Linked DNA regions of Homo sapiens: region 1 is linked to region 2. A link is a loop called in an ENCODE intact Hi-C map of the cell type or tissue named here. Cell type or tissue: heart right ventricle. All regions are shown on one strand. Links, peaks and the distances in the headings refer to the core of each region. The heading gives the core; the rest is flanking DNA.

Evidence for each region. Peaks named below come from ENCODE experiments on the same cell type or tissue, not always from the same donor. Only the 100,000 strongest peaks of a DNase experiment are listed, where the experiment ranks them.
Region 1: it touches region 2 in a loop (2.5-fold over the local background); 15 of 110 quality-filtered maps call a loop at or near these places.

What each region holds. Positions count from the first base shown.
Region 1 is chr18:44,591,180-44,594,105 of GRCh38, forward strand. No RefSeq gene overlaps it. Among named protein-coding and RNA genes, the nearest start is that of LINC01601, 61 kb to the left of the region's middle. In heart right ventricle, for the core only: no CTCF peak of the experiment used is centred there; no DNase peak of the experiment used is centred there; H3K27ac peaks cover 2,292 bases.
Region 2 is chr18:44,670,801-44,673,726 of GRCh38, forward strand. No RefSeq gene overlaps it. Among named protein-coding and RNA genes, the nearest start is that of SETBP1-DT, 7.6 kb to the right of the region's middle. In heart right ventricle, for the core only: no CTCF peak of the experiment used is centred there; no DNase peak of the experiment used is centred there.

The DNA.
Region 1 (2,926 bases), core at 321-2,820, 79 kb before region 2:
CAAAGAGTCATATGGAATGCTAACTGGGCACTGGTGGTCAAAGCATCATGCCAAAAAGGCTGAAGTTCTGGAGGCAAAATTCACCCAGTGGCTCCCAGAACAAAAACCCATATATTTTCTTTTTTCCTTTATCAACAAAAAAAAACCATCTCAAAACTAACAGTCTATCTAGGCTAATAATTGGACAATCAAGTATTCACTACTCCCCCCTACTCTTTTTAAAAATCTCATTACTGTAACTGGAAAGAGGTAGAAATAATCTTTGTGTCTGATTGAAAACAGGTTTCCTGATTCTCTTGGGCTTCCACATTTAACAGCTCATTCCACAGAAACAATCTTGCTTCTGCTTGGCCTAGAAAGTTTCTGACTTTATTGGTGCATTTTAACACACAGTCTGTCCCCCTTGAATGTGACCTGTCATCATTGAACTTTGAATATACAAATCCCAATCACCGTCTCCTTCCAAATTAACTGAACACATCTCTCTGTTTTGACTCGAGTTAGATGGTTGCTGCTAAACTTGAAAAGGTTGCGTCTCACTTCCTGGCATCATTGGACAGGTTGCAAATCATAACCACACTAATTAGCACATGGATTTCTGGATTTTAATAATGCCAGGCAAACGGAGATGTAAAGGATGGGAGAGGAGAAAGAGGAAAGGGTCACTCAGGGGAGAAAATGGAAGGGAGGGAACATGGGCAAAAGGAATTTGACTTTGTTTTATCCTCCAAAGCAGATACTTGCTGGAGGATTAACTTCAGGGAAAAATCCTTCAGTATTAGCCTTACTTATTTGTTACACAGAAATAAACATTCCTATTCTTTCTTACTAGATCCTCTTCTCTTCTTATTTTGAATCATGGTAATACAACAGGTTTCAGAAGGTACTGAATTCAATTATTTCTGGCCTTGCTGTCAAGTGCGGTCAAGTCAATTGCAATCTCATCAATTACATAAATGAACTAGAGAAAATGGGTCTTTGGAAAGTTTCTGAGCTAAGCTTTGCTTTCATAGCAAGAAATACCAAACCATCTTTTAAAAGTATACATATATGTGTGCATATACATACACATACATATACATATGTATACACGTATATACATATACACATATATAGATGGTCCCCAAATTGCAATGGTTAGACTTAGAATTTTTTGGCTTTATGATGAGTTTATCAGGACATAATCCCATTGTAAGTCGAAGAGCGTCTGCATGTATATGTATGAAATGCTTCCAGGCCTTCTTCAAATAAAAGAAAATTTTTTAGAGAAAAAAATATCCTTTAGGGAACACCCTCCACCCATCCCAACGGCAGTTATTCCAAATGGAGACTTACTTAATTGTGTCACCTACCTACCTCTTCCTTCTCTAGAATCTCAGGCTATTGCATTGGCATTCTCTAATTAGGAATATATTTGAGATATATCGGAAGAAGCAGACTGTGTGTCTTGATTTTAAACTTTGTCTCTTTGCTTTCTCTGTATTCCCCCACATCCCCCCTTCTCCAGTCCTTCAAATAGCCATGTCCTAAATGAACCTTCCAGCCCAGTCTGATGTTAAAAGAGAAATGTTTATCTTGGAGTGTAGAGATAATTGACAATTAGAAAAGAGGACGCTTTTAGCTCTTGCTCAGGGCACTGAGCTCCTGAACAAAATGCTCTTTTCTTTGAAGCCGAGTGGATTGCTGAGTGACTCAGGCAGGGATATGTGCATGTTTATATTTAGGGCCTACAAGAGTCAAGGAGCTTTCTGGGACAGATTTCCCAACCAGCTGGTCCCAGATAATACCAATAACTCATAAAAGACAAGATCAAATGATCCCAGCCCCTCCTGGTGGGAATTTCTGACTTTAATCCCTGATGTGTTGGTTTAGGGGAACTGATTTTTGGAGTGAAACCCAGCTCTGCCCCTAGTTTTTATTTTTTTCTGTGCACCAGAAAAGGAGGCTATGGAAAGAAGTGGCTTTTCCCCAACTCTAATCTGAAAAGTTAGATTCTTTTTTTTTTTTGGAAATTTATAACTGGTTTTATGTTTCTAATTATCATTGTATTTTTATCTCAAATGTGGCTCACTTTATTATAAATTCATTTTTATTTTATACACTATTAAAAATAATTTTTCCATTCTATCCTCAAAATCCACAACCATTACCCCCGCAATAAGGGTAACTATTCTAACGTGTTTAATAAGGTTTTGTTGTTGTTGTTGTTGTTGTTGTTTTAATGTGTTCTTAAGATTAGGTATATTATATATAAATATATATTTCTAAATTTCTATGGAAGTTATGACATTGTACATCTATTCTGTTTCTTGCTTTTGTTCTCACTATTTTTTAAAGATCCCTTCATCACACTTAGTGCACATCTAATCTCCTGCTTCTATCTGAATGCTACAGTGTCTGTCTACTCCATCTTACCTCTCCAATGCTCTGTGTTGCCCCCTGCTATGGTTTAAGTGTATCCCCTGAAAAACGTGTTATAAACTTAATCCCCAATGCAACAGTGTTGGGAGGTGGGGCCTAATGAGAGCTGATTAAGTCACAAGGGTGGAGTGAATGAATTAACATCATTATCTCAGAAGTGGATTTGTTATAAAATGGGTAGCTCAGCTCCCTTTTTATTCTCTCCCTCTTCTCCCCTGCCAGCAACCCCCTCTCTGTCACCCTCCCTTGCCCTTCTACCTTATGCCATGAGATGATTCAATAAGTACACCCTCACCAGATACCAGCCCCTCGATCTTGAACTTCCAAGCCTCCTGAACCATAAGCCAATACATTTCTGTTTATTATAAAATACTCAGTCTCAGGTATTCTGTTATAGCACAAAACAATCGAAGACAGCCCCTAAGTCCAAGAGTAACTAAATAAACCTTCCAAAAGAAAACTAAAGGCAGAGGATTTGCCCTATCAAGTACTAATACACACTACA
Region 2 (2,926 bases), core at 195-2,694:
TGGTTCTCAGTTTTCTCTCATCACGAAAATGAATTGTTTTGGTCCAAGTGATCTCTAACAAACTGCCAGCTCTTTAATTTGAAGTCTCAATGATTTGTTTAGTTTAGAAGGCTGAAATCAACAAGCCTATTCAATACTTACTAAAGAGGCCATGTAAGGAGCATCCAGGTATCTCTTTGCTGCTTTCTGGCTAGGCAGTCGTGCAATAGAATGGCTATGTGAAGCAATGGATAAGAGGATGGGCTCTGGAGTCAAATTACCGGGCTTTAAATCCCAGTTCCAACAACTACTGGGTGTAAAACTTTCCTCAATTTGTCTCAGTTTCCCAACTGGTTCAGTTCCATGGATCTTGTATTGAATCACTTGGAGCTGGGGTTGAACCAAATGACATTTTTAAAGATCTATCTAGTGTCAAGATCCACAGTACTATATTTGATAGGTGCGCTGATGCAAATAACTATCAAGGAACAAAGAGTGACTCTGTGGATTTCAACTTCAGAGTTTGAAATGAATCCAATGTTCAGGAAGCAGAGCTCAAATTAATGTTTTCCCATGGCCATCCTCCTACCATTAAAAAACTGTCCTCTACCCAGATCTCTCTAATGCTCATATGATGTTCACCAAACTAAGAACCAACTCTATTTAGCAATAATAGGCTGACAATTTCACATGTTTCTAAAATACTCCATGGTAAACCTGAATGATCTAGCTAGGACTAGCCAGGTTCCTTTCTATCTATGTCCTTTGCTTCTTTTCAAGGCAGTTCAAGTTGTCCATAAAAGCTTGCATCTTAACTGTGGCTTACTTGGATCTCTCTCTTCTTTCCATCTCTTAGCTTCATAGTATCATATAGATAGAGAACACTTTATAGGTCATCTCACCTAAGCTCTTTCCTATAAGATAATCCCTTCTATACACTCACATTAGTCAATAGCAGATATAGTTCCATATCATGTCTTGTATTTTTTTCTTACTGTTTACATGTCGTCTTGTCTGACAAAATTGCAAGCTGCATGAGATAGGCATATTAGTCCATTTTCACACTGCTGTGAAGAAATAGCTGAGACTGGGTAATTTACAAAGAAAAGAGGTTTAATTAACTCACAGTTCCTCATTGCTGGGGAGGCCTCAGGAAACTTACAATCATGGCAGAAAGGGAAGCAAACACATCCTTCTTCACATGGCAGGAAAGAGAAGTGCAGAGTGAAGAGGAGGAAAGCCCCTTATGAAACCATCAGCTCTCATGAGAACTCACTATCAAAAGAACAGCATGGGGGAACTGCCCCCATAATCTAATCACCTCCCACGTGGTCCCGCCTACAACACATGGGGATTATGGGAACTATTAATACAATTCAAGATGAGACTTGGGTGGGAGCATAGCCAAACCATATCACAAGGGAAGGGCTGTGTATGGAGGACTCTTCTGCTACTAATAGCTAGAGCTGGCCTTGGGTATGAGGTTAAGAATAAGCAGTAACCTCTGTTCTTCAGGTTCAAACACTAAGAGATGAAAGCAGTAGAATGACAGATTGGGTTCACATACATTGCATGAGTCTCTTTAAAAAACTAAAAGTTATCAAGGTGAAAAACATTTCATCATAGTTTTTATATTTGCAGTACCAAGTTCAGGTCAAATATACTAAGTTCTAATGAACGTTTATTGACAAATACATATGCTATGTATCTCCTGTACTCTCACAGCCCCTAACATAACCTTGGCCACATAGGTGCTTTTCATACATTATTTCATTTAACTGCATTTAATCCTCATTGAAACTCTAAAGAGTTGGTGCTACTATCTATAAGCTCATTTTTTTCAGATGAAGAAGCTAAAATGCAGAGAGGTAGCTTGACTAGTTTTCCTCAGGGTGAGTCAAATTCAAACCTGTCTAACTTCAAATCCAAATTCTTCTCCTGTTACAAGATGACCTTGTGTTGCAAGTATGTAAATTCACGGAGAGTCTTTACTCTTCATTCTAAATCGACCTGGAGGGCCAGCCCCATCTTTGACACATTCCCTGTAGTCCTGCTGAAGAAGTGCTTGGGGCTACTGGGCCACGGGGGTACCATCTTCTTGGCCTCAGCCATGGGTACCAGGAATGTGCCTTTGACGCACTGAAGGCAATCAGATATTTTCCTATGAGGAAGCTGTATTCCAGAAAAGATTGCCAAAACAGTTGGAGGTTATCATGGAGGGTTAGGAAAACCAAAGTCAGATGTAAGCTAAAGTTATATAGGAGCAAAAGCAAGAATCTTGCAAAGAAAATTTGTCTCCAGATGGATAAAAAGAAACACAGGCAGGCAAGAGTCAGTATGGCCCTGGAGAGGGAGACAGAGGAGCTGCCTGGCAACTTCCCAATTCCCATGAGGCCTGACTATACTTCTGATATCTGTCTTCTAGGAGGTTCACCTTTATCTTTTTAATAGATTCCCTTTTAACGTAAACAAGCCATCCCTACAATGACCTTTCTGTGCATCCCTTTTTCTCTTACAGCCCATGTGGGTGGGATTTTTAGGGAGAAAGAAGAACCTCCATGATTCTGTGGTATTCCTCTGAGATCTCTTTTTGGCTCCTATGCCAACAGAGTGATATAAACATAAACTCCTGACGGCAGGGCTCCTAAGGCCCTGCTAGGAATTGGGAACATTTCAAATATTGCTTCATATTTGGAGCACTCTGAAGTCGCAGTGACAAATTTACCAAAGAGCCAGAAAATGAAAACCCAGAAGAATGCTCTTCTCTACCTTGTTGCCTTTCAAGTAGTGAAAGCCAGTCTCTTGGAGGATGCTTACAAGGATAAGTGTGCCAAGAAAGCTTCCTTTAGTGAATTTCTTGCAGCCAGGAAAGCAAAGTTTCCAAAACTAAAATCTAGTCATTGTTGGACCTGGGATTCCCTTCCTGGGACAATTACATTGTGCTCCT